Regions from separate parts of the Mus musculus genome. Here region 2 is linked to region 1. Evidence: chromatin loops called from intact Hi-C (ENCODE). Cell type or tissue: left cerebral cortex. All regions are shown on one strand. Region 1 overlaps Fam117b (family with sequence similarity 117, member B). Region 2 holds the start of Fam117b (family with sequence similarity 117, member B).

Evidence for each region. A loop is a pair of places that touch in the nucleus more often than their neighbours do. Peaks named below come from ENCODE experiments on the same cell type or tissue, not always from the same donor. Only the 100,000 strongest peaks of a DNase experiment are listed, where the experiment ranks them.
Region 2: it touches region 1 in a loop (2.5-fold over the local background); 7 of 42 quality-filtered maps call a loop at or near these places.

What each region holds. Positions count from the first base shown.
Region 1 is chr1:59,963,648-59,971,647 of GRCm38, forward strand. Fam117b (family with sequence similarity 117, member B) reads left to right here. Exons shown (of 8, transcript NM_001037725.3): 5 at 5,307-5,450; 6 at 6,839-7,064. Among named protein-coding and RNA genes, the nearest start is that of Fam117b, 55 kb to the left of the region's middle. In left cerebral cortex, a CTCF peak has its summit at 3,855 (motif pointing left); DNase peaks (open chromatin) are centred at 2,296, 3,835 and 6,710.
Region 2 is chr1:59,912,878-59,920,877 of GRCm38, forward strand. It overlaps Fam117b (family with sequence similarity 117, member B), which reads left to right and starts at 129. Exons shown (of 8, transcript NM_001037725.3): 1 at 129-875. The coding sequence starts at 287. In left cerebral cortex, a CTCF peak has its summit at 739; DNase peaks (open chromatin) are centred at 53, 590, 1,110 and 3,182; H3K4me3 peaks cover 2,140 bases; H3K27ac peaks cover 1,640 bases.

The sequences.
Region 1 (8,000 bases):
CTTGTGCTGCTCTACTCTCCCTCTCAACTCTACTGCACTGCTCTCCGAGAACTCTATGTTCCTGTACTGTACCCTCTTCCTCCTGTGCTGTCTGCCTCTCCCTTAAGTAGCTTCCCTTTCATCTCTCTTCTCATGAGAGTTGGACATATCCCATTCTGTCAAATCTTTCTCTGATTCATCACTTTATGCCACTCAATTAGTCATCACTTTCAAACATGGGTGCTTCCTTCTACAAACTAACCTTACCTTCATTGTTGGGATTAAAGATGTGTACTAAAGGCATGCTTGTATTCCAGCCTGAAGGATGAAAGGTATGTATTAAAGTCTGCCACAGCCACACCCTAACTAGAAACAGGTTCAAAGTTACTATTGGCCATGTTTTCTGATATTCTGATTCTTTCCGAACCATTCCACCAACAGAGGTCCAAGCATTTAAATATATGTACGTTGGGGGGTTGTGTTCATTCAACCCACCACATTCCAAATGTCACGTGGGTATATAGAGAATGACATGGTGCTGTCTGATTAAAAGCTTTAAGTGGGCCAGAATTTACTGAAGTGTTTACTCTGAGGAGAGAGATTGGGAAAACAGTAAGCATTTTATATTTTTTCCAAAGTACAGATCTGATGAGAGAAATATTTTAAACTTTCTTAGATGTGAGGAATTCTCAGCTAATCTGATAACCTACTTACATTTGTGTATACCGATTTATATTTAGAATTCACATTATTGGAGAAACCACTTTTGATCCAGGAAAACAAATTCTCGTTATTTAATTCCCTAAAAGGGGTGTAGTAGGAGGGGGGTGCCAGAATTTAAAAAGAAAGAAAAAAATTCCTTAAAGTAAAATACCTTGAAATAAAAGATTATTTTTATTCTCTTCAGATGTTTGTTAGAATGTAGTTTATATGAGGAGTGAAATAAAGGACTAATTCCTCATGTTATCTTCAGTAGTTATGTGGGGAATTGCAGGCTGGTCTCCAGTTGAGCTGAGGTCTGAACCCCGAGAATGGTGATAATTCACCTTCATGATATGGTAGGTGATCCCTTATGCTCCTGGAACTCTGGCCCCTCCCCCCACAAGAGAAGCATGGTCAGTAGTCACTTAGGCAATGGCCCAAGCTTTTGACCTTCAGGCTAAACTCCCCAGTTACCTAGCAAAAGTGAAGACCATAAAAAGGGCTGTTCGGCCCCACCTTGCTCTCTTACTCTCTTACTTGTCTCTCTTGTTTCTTACCCCTCAGTCTCCCTACCCCTTTACCCCCTGCCTTTCTATAATAAAGCTCTTAAACCATAGAGAGTCTCTGCCCATCAAGGCTGTGCGCACTCTCGCAGGTCTTGGGAACCTCTTCCCTCATCCCTCTCTTCTATAACCCTGCTGGCTTTAGCAAAGTAGCTCCGGGGTTCCCAGGTAGGGTTACCCCTGGCCACCCCCTGAAGAGTGGGATAGAGGAATGCCCACCCAGGGATGAGTGGAGGTAGTTAGCAGCCCTCTCACACCTGACAGACCAGAGAATAGGGAAAACTCTGACGGGGCGTGGGCCTTTTCCCTTCCCCCTCTTCCCCAGGGCCCCTTTTTTAGTTCCCACATAGTTACATTAGGTTTAACTAAGAAGTCCTTCTCAGGTTGCTGGGTGAGTTCATTTGTTTTAACCTCCTGGTGACAGCTAGTTAAGTTATAGTTAAGTTAAAGTGCTGGTTAAAACCGCTTACCCAGAGGAGAGGTGCACGGGCCTTATGAGAATGACTTGCTCTCACTCCTTTCTTCTCTGTTTTTTTTTTTTTTCCCCTTTGTTTGAGACATTAGATTTTTGATAAATAGTTGCTTCTAAGGAGATATTAAGAAAATCTTTTTGTCTTAGTCAGGGTTTCTATTCCTGCACAAACATCATGACCAAGATCAAGTTGGGGAGGAAAGGGTTTATTCAGCTTACACCTCCAAACTGCTGTTCATCACCAAGGAAGTCAGGACTGGAACTCAAGCAGGTCAGAAAGCAGGAGCTGATGCAGAGGCCATGGAGGGATGTTACTTACTGGCTTGCTTCCCTGGCTTGCTCAGCCTGCTCTCTTATAGAACCAAGACTACCAGCTTAGAGATGGTACCACCCACAAGGGGCCCTTCCCCCTTGATTACTAATTGAGAAAATGCCTTACAGTTGGATCTCATGGAGGCATTTCCCCAACTGAAGCTCCTTTCTCTGTGATAACTCGAGCTGTGTCAAGTTGACACAAAACTAGCCAGTACACTTTTTAACATCTTTCCCTGCTTTGCTGATAGGAAATCTCAGCAAATCCAAATTGGGGAGGCAGCTGCTCCCCTGCCAGGGCCCTGTGTGCCTTTCTTACCATGGCAGCTGAGGACGACTCTCTGCTTTCTTTACAGACAAGCTTACTAATGTGTTCTCATGCTGTGGCACATTACCTCCCCCTTACAGGCTCTTTTTCCCTGCGTCTGTAATTTAGCAGTTGTAAAGCAAAGGAGTACTTGGAAGCCTGAAAACCCAGCACAAGGCCTTGTTTTTGTTGTATGACAATTTGAAGAAATTAGCAGGAGGAGGACACAATTGGTTTAGAACTGTTAATCTAAACAAACTAGTAAGTTTACTATGTGTCCTGAGTGTTTGAGATTGCTGTTAGCCTTCTGTGTTACGTTTCTCTGTCACCTCGTTACACATGAGATGATCGGTCATAGGAAAGCTGACTGCATCTCAAGATGTCTGTGTGCTTCACTGCAGGCCAGTGAGTCATTGGTTTCCTTTCTCTCTATCATTTCAGTTGTTTCCTCTCCAGTCTTTGTTTTACCGTCCATGAGTCCTCAGAAGCAAAGCAGCATTAGCTTTGTCCTTCCCCTACCTTGTTCCTAAAGTGCCTATAGTTTTTACAGCTTTATTTGGGGCTGGAAAGATGGCTCAGTGGTTAAGAGTACTTGCTGTCCTTCCAGAGGATCCGAAGTCAGTTCCTTAACATCCATATCAGGTGACTCATAACTCCCTGTAACTCCAGCTCCAAAGGATATGACACCTCTCTGAACTCTGGTGTCTGCACTCACAGTGGACCATACACATAATTTTACAAATTATAAAACTAAATTAAAAAAAAAAACCGAACAACTTTTGCTTGATCTTATGTTGGAACTTTACATCTGTTGGGAAGAAAGTAGGGTAGTAAAGTAGATAAAAACTCTCTAGGAGTTAGTGGAAGTCCTTAGGAATCCTAAGATAAACAGTAGGTAGCCAGCTCCAGTGACTAGCTTTCATCCTGCCTCATTGCAGTTACAAATAGGACCCGAGTTCAGTGACAAGGCTAGAGACATGGCTCAGTGGTTAAGAGCATCTGCAGGCACACACTCACATAAACAGACATGCACAAATAAATAAATATCTCTCTGAAGAATAAGGAAATGAGGGCCGGGGAGGGAGGTTGAGGTTGAGGTAGGAGAGTAGAGAAGGCAAGCAATGAAGAGAGGAATGAATAGAAAGGTAGCATAGGCTCTGTTCTTGTCAATGAGAGGATGTCACCTACAAGTCTTCCATCTATGGATGAAAGGTATGGTGACATAGGCTTCTAGTCTTAGCACTCAAGATGCTTAACAAGGAGTGTCATGAACTTTACTCCTGCTTGAGTTAACCCTGTCCGGTTGGTGCTCCTTCCCCCTTTCCCCCCCAAAAAAGACATAACCCAATACCAGAAACAACAAAAACCCACTTGTCGGACATAACTGTTAGATATTTGGGGGCTGGAGACATGTCTCAGTGGTTAACAGCACTGCCTGATCTTCCAGAGGAACTAGGTTCAGCTCCCAGAACCCAAATGGCAGTTTTCAGCTGTTGACTCCAATTCCTGATGCCCTCTTCTGGCCTGTGTGGACTCTGCATGTACGTGCACCACATACATGCAGACAAAATACACAAACGCATAAAAAAAAAAGAAATAACACATTTTAAAAAATTAAAATTAAAAACAAATAATATTGGAGAAGCTTGGGGGTATGTGAAAAGATGTGTGAACAAAGGGGTTAAAATTAGAGTCTCTCCAGCCCCGTCTTTCCTTTCTGCTCTTCCAGAGGTCCTGAGTTCAATTCCCAGCAACTACATGGTGGCTCACAACCATCTGTAATGGGATCCGATGCCCTTTTCTGGTGTTTCTGAAGACATTGACAGTGTACTCAGATAAAATAAATAAATCTTTAAAAAAGAGAGAATCATAAGGACATACTTTTAAAAAGAATTAGGAAAGACTAGTTAAGAAACAGTGTGTCCATTATGGGCAGAATAGGGGCCAGGGGTGATTACCTCCTTTCAAAACCATGAATGAGAATACTGAGCTGTTCCTTACATGTGAAGGAAGCTACCTGCCCAGGAGGTAGGATGCTGAGCCCTGCCTTGGGAGTGAGAGCTGTACACTAACAACAGCCAGGAGCTGCTTGAAAGTCAATTCCCTTTGGCTTCTTTCTCACAGATTTCCTGTTTCTTCCCAAGGATACTTGTACTGTGTTTGCTGTGTTTTTGTTTTGCTTGTTTGTTTATGTTAAAGATGAGCAGAAGTAAAAGAAGAAATAAAGCTTCATTCTAAGTTTGAGTCAGACGGTAAAATTACCCATTGAGTTTTAAAGCTGGAGCTCAGTGCCTGCAGATACGTGAGCTTTTGTTTCTCTGCCACCTCTTCCAGGTGAATGAATGAGGTAGCCATAGATCTCAGACCATTGCTATTAGCAGATACCCTCATAAGACCTGTTTTGTATTTTATTTTGAGCATCTTGTTAGGAGGACAGTTAATATTATATAATTATTTAATCTGTCACTTTAAAAAAGTAATACTGTGACAATGAAAACACTTTGGGTAAGAGAAAATCAAAGATGGATTTCCAAAAAGAAAAAAACCAAACAAACACATTTTATATTTTTGTTTTCAGAGGTGAACATATTAAGTATGTATGTAGTGGTATTCATACAATGACTATTACAGGAAAGTTATCTGCAGTTATGCGGTGGGTTCTACCTTATGAATCCTGTCTGTCTGTTGAACTCCATTGTCAGGCTTGGTGACAGGCACCTTGCTCAGCCACCTCACTGGCCTTGTGAAAGCATATCTGAGGTTGCTGTTCTTGGGTTCTCTTAGTGACCTCTAGTTTGTGACAGCTGTTGGTACATTTCTGAGTCAGTCTTGACTGTCGGGCTTTGAGCTCTAAACTACATTTCATATAACCTAAGATGCAGATTCGGTTGCTCTCAAGTTGTTGAAGTCCTTTGGATTTGTTTTTGGGCTATGCCACCTTGAAAACTCCTCTCCCTCTTCACCTCTTAAGGCTCCTGCTCCAAAGAGCACGCTCGTTCCCGCTGGCCCCATCACCAAGTCGTCTGGTTCTCGGTTCCGGAACAGTGTGGAAGGGCTGAATCAGGAGATTGAGATCATAATTAAAGAGACGGGGGAGAAGGAAGAACAGCTGATTGTAAGTAGCCTCCACCCTCAGTGCAGGCTTGCTGTGAACTCCAGAGCTCTGAGGAGTCACATTCGGTTGGCTGTATTTACATTTCTTACTGAGAGAATGAAAATTTGACTTTTTTAAATAAATGAAAATAAAAGCCTTTGACCGTGAAAGGGATTGAAGAATTTTAACTTCTGTTCATTTCACAGAATGAATGGGCCCAACCTTAGTTCAGGTCCTCTAGCAGAAACTGGTTTTCATTTGTAGCAAATACCTCATTTTGCTTTAACTCCCTACAACAAGTTGGAGTTAGTTCCGTGGAGGGTGGGGCAGTTAGAACAGCAAATTGTTTCTAAGGGGTGTCTGCCCCCCACTTTTGTAGGCTGCTTGGTTTGACTTGACTCGCATCTGCATGAAAAATGAGTTTTGTGGCCCAGAGTACTTTTACTCAGCAGTTGTTCTTGAGTGCTGTGGGGGGTTAGTTTGGAGAAAGCCCCTACAGGTGTGTGGGATTTTCTCCCTGGAGGTGAAGGCAGCTGGGTGTGGTGGCTGGCCTGTACTCCCAGTCATTCCACAGCTCCTCCAGTTTGAGGCTGGCTTATATAACTGAAATCCTTTCTCAAACAAACAAAAGACAAAACTTGGTTTAGCTTTAAAAATATACAACTCTCCCATCCCTGTTCTCCATTCTATAAAATGGAGTATGCTTTTCCTGACTAATTAAAGCTAAGTCAGTCAAAGTTGTAGAGGGAGCTGGCTTGTCTGCTGTGTGAGCCACACAAGCTTTCATAAATGTCTCCTTGATTTCACCCTCTAATTAGATCTGCTGTGATTAACCTTTCACTCACAGGAAGGGTTCTTTGAAAAAAACAACTTAGAAGAAGAATGGGCAAGAAGGCCCAGGAATGAAGGGCCTCCTGTGTCACTGGTTAGCACCTTTGCTCTCTTAGGGACCTGTGGCTCACCAAGCTTCTCCTTTACTGTGACAATCCTTTGTATACTTTTAGAAATAACAGTACATGATATTTAGGGGGCAGTACATTTAGTCAGCAGATGTTGACCCTCCAGTGTGCCGTGCCCTGAGAAGACAAATCCTTCCCAGAAAGTGCTGCTCACTGAGGTTAGGTGTGGGTGTCAGTAATGAGCAACAGGAAGGCCCAGGGATAGTAGAAGATGGATGCTTGCTTGTTTTTGAAATGGGGTTTTGCAATATAGCCCAGCTGCTCTAGAAATCAGAATCCTCCTGTTTCGGCCTCCCAAGTGCTAGGAGTACAGATTTGTGGCACCATGCCAAGCTTAGAATTTGATTTGTGAGATTCTGGCCACAGAGCAATGTGGACACTGGATAGATATACTGCTAGTAAATTTCAGAATCAGTGGTATAAACATCTATTTTTAAAATTTTGTAACAGCCACAAGATATTCCAGATGGTCATCGTGCGCCTCCGCCCCTCGCACAGAGAAGCAGCAGCACACGAAGCATTGACACACAGACCCCTGGGGGTGCAGACAAGGGAAGCAACAACAGCAGCCGCTCTCAGTCTGTGTCCCCAACATCCTTCCTCACCATCTCTAATGAAGGCAGTGAGGAGAGCCCCTGTTCAGCTGATGATCTGCTTGCGGATCCCAGAGATAAAGGTACGGTAGGTCGGAGCTTCGTCCAGAGCTAATGGCATACCTCCTGTTTGATCTTTTGTCCTGATCTTTTCCCTGGGATCCCACATGTTGGAGGAATGAGGGAGGGCACCGGGTCAGAACAACTGGAGCACAGTGCAGCTTTGCCAAGGGGCTCTGATGGTGCTTGAGTTAAGTGGGTGTGTAGGCTTTTGTTTGTATTTTTTATTTTCCAGCATTTGTGGTGGATATAGCTACCTTATGAGTGACTAATGCAGTGGTTCTCAACTTTCCTAATGCTCTAACCCTATAAAACAGTTCCTCATGCTGTAGTCAGGCCCAACCATGAAATTATCTACTTCACAACTGAGTGCTAACCATAATGTAAAGTTTTTGGAGATACAGGTTTGCCAAAAAGTTCTGAGTTTCACAGGCTGAGAAGCACTGGACTAACTGAATATTTTCCTGAAAAGTACTTTGTTTTAAATCATTTTCCCCATTGGGAATTTATTGCCTTAATAATTCTTAATGAAATGTGAAGCCTTCAACTTAATGCTGTTGAGGATACTTCTAACAAGGATTAACTTGATTTATCTCAAATCTAAATGAGTGTTCAAAGCAAAGTCAAGATTGGGGGTAGTAAGGCTGAAGGTAGTCCAGTGGTTAAGAGAACTTGTTAATCTTGCAGAGGACCATGATTCAGTTCCCAGTACCAACCCACATCCATCTATAATTCTAGATGTAGGGGACTCTTCTGGTTTCTACAGGTTCTTCATATATGTCAGTGCACATACAAATGGGCACACACATACACGTGATAAATTTTCAAAACAAATTTTTAAAGGTTGGAGTTACATACAATAAGAACTAGCCTAAATATTCCAAATATTAAGTATAAAATCTTACCTTTGAAAAGAAATATGATTATTTTTATGGGCCTATATCAGAGTAATACATTCT
Region 2 (8,000 bases), 51 kb before region 1:
GGGAGCCGAGATGCGCGCAGCCAATCAGCGAGGCCGAGTGGCTCGAGCGCGCTGACGCTACACCAATGAGCGGCGGCAGGGGGCGGGGACAACGGAGGAGACACTATTGTTGATGAGGAGCCGCGGCGGCGGCTGCATCACCTCGTCGGTGCCCGTCGCTGCCCGCGCGCCCCCTGGTCCTGAAGTCAGGCTACGTCACCCGCTGGCTCAGGCCTTCCCTCGGGCCCCGAGCAGCCGGTCCCCGCCGCCCAGCACCCCCGGCCGCCGTCTCTGGGGCGGGGGGACCATGTCCCAGCGGGTGAGGCGCAATGGGTCTCCCACGCCCGCCGGCGCCCTCGCGGGTGGCGCGGTCGGCCCGCCCGGGGGCCCTGGGAGCCGCCTGCAGCCCATGAGGGCGACGGTGCCGTTCCAGCTGAAGCAGCAGCAGCAACATGGCAGCCCCACGCGGGGCGGCGGCGGCGGCGGCAACAACGGAGGCAACGGAGGCGCCTCAGGCCCCTCGGGCGGCGGCGGCAGTGGCGGCCCGCGCACCGCCTCACGCAGCACCAGCCCCACGCGCGGCGGCGGCGGCAGCGCGGCGGCGCGTACCAGCCCCACGGTGGCCACGCAGACGGGAGCGTCCGTGACGTCCACGCGCGGTACCAGCCCCACGCGCGGCACGGCGCCTGGGGCCCGAAGCAGTCCTCCGCGCCCGCAGCCGCCACCGCCCCTGCTGGGCACCGTGTCGTCGCCCAGTTCGTCGCCCACCCACCTGTGGCCGAGCGAGGTGATTGCGGCCCCACCCTCCGCCCGCGTCCGCCACCGGAGGAGGTCCCCAGAGCAGGGCCGACCCTCGGCGGAGAAGAGGAGCCCCAGCGCCCCGGTGTGCAAAGCAGGTACGTGGAGGACAGGGGTCCTGTGCCGCCGAGTGGGGACTGCAGCGCTCCGGTGGGGCGGGGCGGGGCGGGGCGGGGCGTGCGGTCCGCCACCCCTGCGTCTTGCCCGTGCGGGTCTCCGCCGTGGAGGTGCGGCCGCTAACCTTGGGCCTGGGCTCAATTTGTGGAAATCATAAACCCTGGGGTTTGGCCTTGCGTCGCTACTGCTGGGGCTGGTCCTGTCACTTTTGGTGACGCGGTTAATGCTTGCAAATAGCACTTGTGTGCTGCTTAGTGTTTCTGTTCCACAAAACAGTTTCGGATCTGGAGGACTGAATGCATCAGCAAAGGCGGATTTGGATCATTGAAGAGTTGTGAAGCTGGGAGCAGTTTTTGCATTTCGTAAGACTTAATGAGTAGCAAGAAGGGAGAAGTTAAGCAAGATTGCTTTGGGGTGTGTGCATAGGTCTATGTATGTGTTTACACATATACGTAAATGGTAGATAGCTAGCCTGAGGGTCTGAGTGTGTTTCTGAGATACTGGTTTTATTTCTCTTAGACTTATTCTTTGCTTCCCGCACCCCCCCCCCCCCAACACTCTCACTACCGCTGGCTGACCTGGAACTTGCAGTGTAGACCAGGCTGGCCTTGATCTGCCTGCCTCTGCCTTCCTAGTGCTGGGATTAAAGGCCTGCCCATTTTGTTTTGCTTTGGTTTTTTATGTTTATTTTTTATTTTTTGTTTGCGTTTTGAAACAGGCTCCCTGTAGCCTCATCTGGTCTGTAACTCACCATGTAGATAGGTTAGCCTCACCAACTGCCTCTGCCTTCTGAGTGCTGGAGTCAAAAGCATGCTACTTTGCCAGGCTACAAAATGCTTTTAAAAGATGTTAAGAGGATTCCCTCCCTTCAATAATGGGCAAGTGGTTTTCATACACGACCTCATTTTAGCTTTCATATTTTCCTTTAGATGGGTTAAGAACAAGTGGTGACAGGTGAGCTTTGACTCTGCTTGTATGCCACAGAGAACAAGTCTTCAAATTAGATCAAGGGAGCAACTTCTAATGTATAAGAGAACGTCTGAGAGATACATTGCACACCAAAATTACATGCATGCTGGACAAGATTTCTGCAGTTTGCCATTGAGTTTCTGGAGCTAGGATAGTGCATCTGGTGTCTGGTAGATGAGCTGCTTAAGTGGGCAGTAGACAAGGAAGGAGACTGGGCCCCTCAATCTGATAACAGAATTTTAAAGAGTTGATTTGCAACACACCCTGAGGAGAACTTGATTAGGGTAAACAGTCAAATGTGAAGGAGGCTTTATTTCCGGGGACATTGGGCTCCTTGTGTGCTCATTCATATTTTCCAAAGGCACCCCCTCCCCCACTCCCCACCCTCCAAAACCAGAAAAAAACGGAGTAGTTACTCTTAAACTAGGTGTGAGGGATACTGCTTGTTGGTAGGTCTCTCAGTCTTACTCAAGTGTAAATGTCTGATGGCTTTTTTTTCTTTTTTCAAGACTGGGGTTTCTCTGTATAGCCCTGCTGGCTGTCCTGGAACTCACTCTGTAGACCAGGCTGGCCTCGAACTCAGAAATCCGCCTGCCTCTGCCTCCCAAGTGCTGGGATTAAAGGGCCACCACTGGCCGATGTCTGATGTCTTCTTTTTGGAATATATTCTTGTTTCACGTTAGTTAGGTCCATACAAAGTGGGGGAAGTGTTTTCAGTAGCATAGACTGCTATGATTAAATCATTCCATGTTTTATATGGCCAAATCTAGAAAGAGACATTGTAATTACTGCGCCCCTTTTTGATTAAAGGGAGATGACCAGTTTGCAGGCTTGATGAAATGTGAAAGTTCTTACTTGGAAACAAAGGTGCTTCTTGATGCAGTTCTGGAACCCTCATGTGACTCAGATGCCTGGGCTCATCTTCAGGCTGCTAGCTTCTTCTAGATGTCTCATGGGGTGAACAGAGTCCAGCCTTCACCAGGGCTTCATTATTACAGAGTCCCTATGTGGGAGATCTCAGGATCTCTAGCTGGTTGATTATTTCTCTGGGCTTTGAACTAATTACTGAGTGATCCAAAATATCATTCTCTTGATTCTGATAAAGTCACCACACACTTGTCCATGGCAGCTATTTAAATGTCTAACTTCAGTGCCTGCCAGGGGCCTATTTGCGTAAGCTGTGCTTTCAGAAAGTAACTCAGCACCAGGGTTAGTTGTAGAGTTGACTTTGTGCTCTCTCTCTTTTCCGTTGCCTTACTTAGATGAGAAGTGGAGAGGCCGCATAAGAGCAGTTAGAATAGGCTCTGGGTAGTTACTGGGCTCAATGCCCAGATGCAGTTACTCGTGAGTCATGTGGTATGGATAGAGTCCGTGGTTATATGGGATTGTTTATTTTTACATTGTGTATGTTGTATGCACATTTGTTGGTACTTACATGCTAGGGTCACATATGAGATGTCACTAGATGGCAATCTGCTGGAGTCTGTCCTCCTTTTTAGTCTTTGGGTCCAGAGGACTGTTAGGTCATCGGGAGTGGTGACAGACACCTTTACCTGCTGAGCTGTCTCAACAGTTTTAGTTTTATTTAAAAAGTTTTAATTACATTTTCTATTCCTCCCTCCCTCCCTTTCTCTGTGTGCGTCCATGCGTGCCTGAATCGGCATGGGTGCCAGGGTTCATTCCTGGAGGTTGGGACAGTCCTTCAGAGCTGATGCTTGCTCTTTGTTCACTTCGAGGGTCCCAGGAATCAAACTCACATTGTTAGGCTTGGTGGCAGTCATTTTTACCTGCTGAGCCATCTTTGGCCCCTTTTATTTTTTAAAGAAATATTTATTTATTTATTTATTTATTTTTTTATTGTTCTTTTTTTTTTTTTTAATATGTAAGTACACTGTAGCTGTCTTCAGACACTCCAGAAGAAGGAGTCAGATCTCATTGTGAGTGGTTGTGAGCCACCATGTGGCTGCTGGGATCTGAACTCCGGACCTTCGGAAGAGCAGTCGGGCGCTCTCACCCACTGAGCCATCCCACCAGCCCAGAAATATTTATTTTATGTAGATGAATACACTGTAGCCATCTCAGACACACCAGAAGAGGGCATCAGACCCCATTACAGATGGTTGTGAGCCACCATGTGGTTGCTGGGAATTGAACTCAGGACCTCTGGAAGTCAGTGCTCCTAATTACTGAGCCATCTCTCCAGCCCCCCTTCCTTTTATTTTTAATTAACTCATAATTTATCTTTATGAGACATAGTTTGTTTCTTATACATTAATACCTCATAAAATGATTGTTTGCCTACTTGATTTATCTATCATTTCATACTAAGTATTGTGATATATTTAAGATTTATTTTTAAGTACACATGTATGCACACATACATGTGTGCCATGGCACTGCAGAGATCAAAAGACAGTTTTTATGAATAGGGTCTTTGCTTTCACTGTGCTGATTCTAGGGATTGAACTCAGGTCATCAGGTTTGCCAGCAAGCAGCTCTTTCTTCCCTCTGAGCCATCTTGCTGGAATTAAATTTATTTATTTTTTTTCAGTTGTCTGATGTGTAATTCAACAGATTCTTGTATAGTTGAGGGGTTAAAGCTACTGATTTGCTGAAAATCTCCATAATGTTTGATTCCTCCTAAAATTAACTACTAAAAAAATAGCCTGAAGTTATTAGAAGTCTTACTAGAAATCGAAACATTCAGCTTGACATATCCTTTGTTCATTACATATATTATATATGGTGAAAAAAATTCATGAGAACTTAGATGACTTTTTACTGCCATCAGGAGTGTACCACTCACTCTGGTGGAGGTGATCACGTCATTGTGGTCTGGAAACTTAACCTCACTGCCACAGCAACAGAAGGTGGCTGCTGTGCTGTGTTACAGCAGTGCAGTTATGCTACAGTTAATTGTGTAGTTATGGTTTAATACTGCATCCTCACTGTTATTTACACTTCTCTTGAGAATAGAGCCAGGCGTGGTGTTTGCATGTGTAGGGTTTGACAAATGTTGACTTTTTATAATAGGTTTATGTGTGTTTTATAATAGTGATAAAACAGACTATTATCACTTGCAGGCAGTAGTGAAACAGGATACACATATTTTATGCATCCATGATAGAAGCTATCATATAAACTATTGTGATATTTCTAGACTATGTGGTAGTTCTGTGAGCTTTTTCAATTTGTTGCAATCTCCACCAAAATCCTTGTGTAAATGGACCTGCACAGTTCAGACCTGGGTTTAATGTCAACTAATAGCTACATTATTAGTAGCTATTGCCACCTGCATACCTTGTCCTATGAATCTCTGCCATCTGGCTGTTCCTTACTTGTGTCCTTTGTAATAAGTTGATAATATGTGTAAATAAGTTATTTTTATGAGTTCTGTAATCCATTCTACAATATTACCAAACCTTAGAAGTGCTCATGGGAACCTGTGATCTGTAGCTGGTTGGTCAGAAGGGCAGGTGGTCCAGGACTTGGAACTAGTATCTGAAGAGCAGGCAGTCTCCTGAGGTCAAATTTGAATGTGACATGCTCCTGATAAGGTAGAGCTCCAGCTGTTAGCTGTGGTGCTATTATCTGTAAGGTTGTTAAAACTTTAGGAGGAAGGGTCTAGATGGAGGAAGAAGGTTACCTTGAGTGAATCCTTTGTTACATCTTACCCTGACCCCTTCCCACATTTCATTTCCACTACTTGCTGGCTGCCATGATAGGAAATTGTATGCTCTGTCATGTCCTCCTTGCCATAATGGATTGACATCTCTGAAACTAGGAGTTAGAACAAATCTTTCCTTAAGTTATTCTGTCAGGTATTTTTGCTATAGGGATAGGAAAAGATGCTGCTAAATAACTCAGGGTAGTTAGAATCAGAATTAGATTGTTAAATTTCGATCTGGTAAACAGAGAATTGCCTGGTTCTTGAAAACACCCCAGGGTACTTGTTAAAAAAATTCTGCTTCCAGGTCTAATTTTAGGCTTTGAAAGTTCCTTCTACTGTTGTTACTATACTCTAAACAGTAGTTCCTTACTTGTATAGAAGCCTTCAAAGCATGGTTTGGAAACTTGATAGGAAAAAAACAAATCAATTTAGTACATGTGTGATTTTTGTGGAGTGGCTAATATGTTGATAGAAAGATGTGAATTCTTTTCATTGTATGTCTTATGTAAATTTGACTATTAATTGGGGTGGGAAATTGCCAAGAAAAGTAGTAAGAGATGTACTTCCTTTAAAAGTATATATTTAAAATTATATGTGTGCCTACACGAATCACATGAGGTAGTATGTCTGTGGAGGCCAGGAGAAGATGTTGGATCCCCTGGAGTTGGAGCCACATGTGGTCATGGGTAGTCTGGTGTGGGTGCTGGGAATACTTCTGGAACAGTGATATTCACTTCACCCTGAGCCATCTTTCTAGCCCTAAGAGACACACACACACTTCTTTGAAGCAGTAGGCAGACTCAGAAAGTAGGACACCAAAACTCCATATTTTCATATCCGTTTCTTAGTACCTTCTGAGGTAGAACTCAGAAAATTCAGTGTTTCTCTAACATTGAAGGACAGTTGCTGATTTCACAGTTCCTTTTTTTTAAAGATTTATTTATTTATTATATATAAGTACACTGTAGCTATCTTCAAACACACTAGAAGAGGGCATCAGATCTCACTACAGATGGTTGTGAGCCACCATTCGGAGGCTGGGATTTGAACTGAGGACCTTTGGAAGAGCAGTCAGTGCTCTTAACTGCTGAGCCATCTCTCCTGATTTCACACTTTAAGGGGAATCTTTTTGGCTTGTGGTATATATTTTTACAATTGAGGATGAAGTATTGTAAAACATAATAGTTCTACACTTTGGCTCATATAATTTTCACTTAAGTTCAGTTCTGCATATTTGATTGAACTTTTTAAGTTTGTATTGTATTGTTTGTTTGTATTGCATAATTACTATGTAATATAAAGATGTAAAAACAAAACAAAACTAAAACCCTTTACAAATAACAGTTTTAAAAAAAATACAGTGCTCCAGAGATTCAAATTAACCAGGCAAGACAGGAGCATGAAAGAAGCATGTACTATGATTGCTCTTAAGAGTGAATGATTCCACAGGTCGGTATAGACCTTCTCTCAGAGAAGGTTCTGTCTGACTGTGGTTGGAAAGGGAAGAACCAAACAGTCAGTTGTCTTACAGGAGTGACAGACAATACATGCCATGTTTACTTGTGTATTATTTAAAATACACAACCTAGGGGATATTAGACTAGGAAAAGAGTAGAAGGGCACCCTTCAGAATGGCCCTGTGTAGAGAGAGTAGTGTGAACTATGTCAGTGTGAATTAAAATGAATCAGAATATATTCCCTAGTTAAAAGCATTTGTTCTGGAGCCAGTCTGCTGTGGTTCACATTCTGCCATTGACATTCACTGACTAGCTCTTTAACTTAGGCAGATTCACTACCTGCAAAAAGGAGTACTTCATAATACTTAACTGTAGAGGATTGTCACAAGGATATACAGTCCTTGTATCTGGGTGTAGATACCCTTATTCCCAGCAATCATGAGGTAGAGGATAGCAGAACTCTGTGAGTTCAGGTTAGGCTGGTCTACAAAGGGCATTCCAAGGCTACTTAGACCCATCTCTAAAAAACAAGCTAAAAAATTTTCTTGTAAACTGACTACAGGGTATAGGTGTTTTTCAGTGTTAGGTATTTCTGGATTATTTTTGCCATCTTCCTGAGGCAAGTTTAAAAAAGTTTTTTTTTAAAGATTTATTTATTGTTATAGCTAGTTACACTGTAGCTGTCTGCAGATGCACCAGAAGAGGGTGTCAGATCTCATTCCGGTGGTTGTGAGCCACCATGTGGTTGCTGGGATTTGAACTCAGGACCTTCGGAAGAGCAGTCAGTGCTTTTACCTGCTGAGCCTTCTCACCAGCCCCCTGAGGCAAGTTTAATGTACTATTTGTTGTATTTATGTTCTTAGACTAAGGTATGGGATATTTTGTAGGTTTAGGATGAATGAAGTAGAAATTGAGATAGAAGAATCTAGAAGGTAGGAATTGCAAAGGGATTGAACACCTGAGTTGAGATGTGGTGGGAATGGCACTCATCAATCTTTTGGTGTGGTATA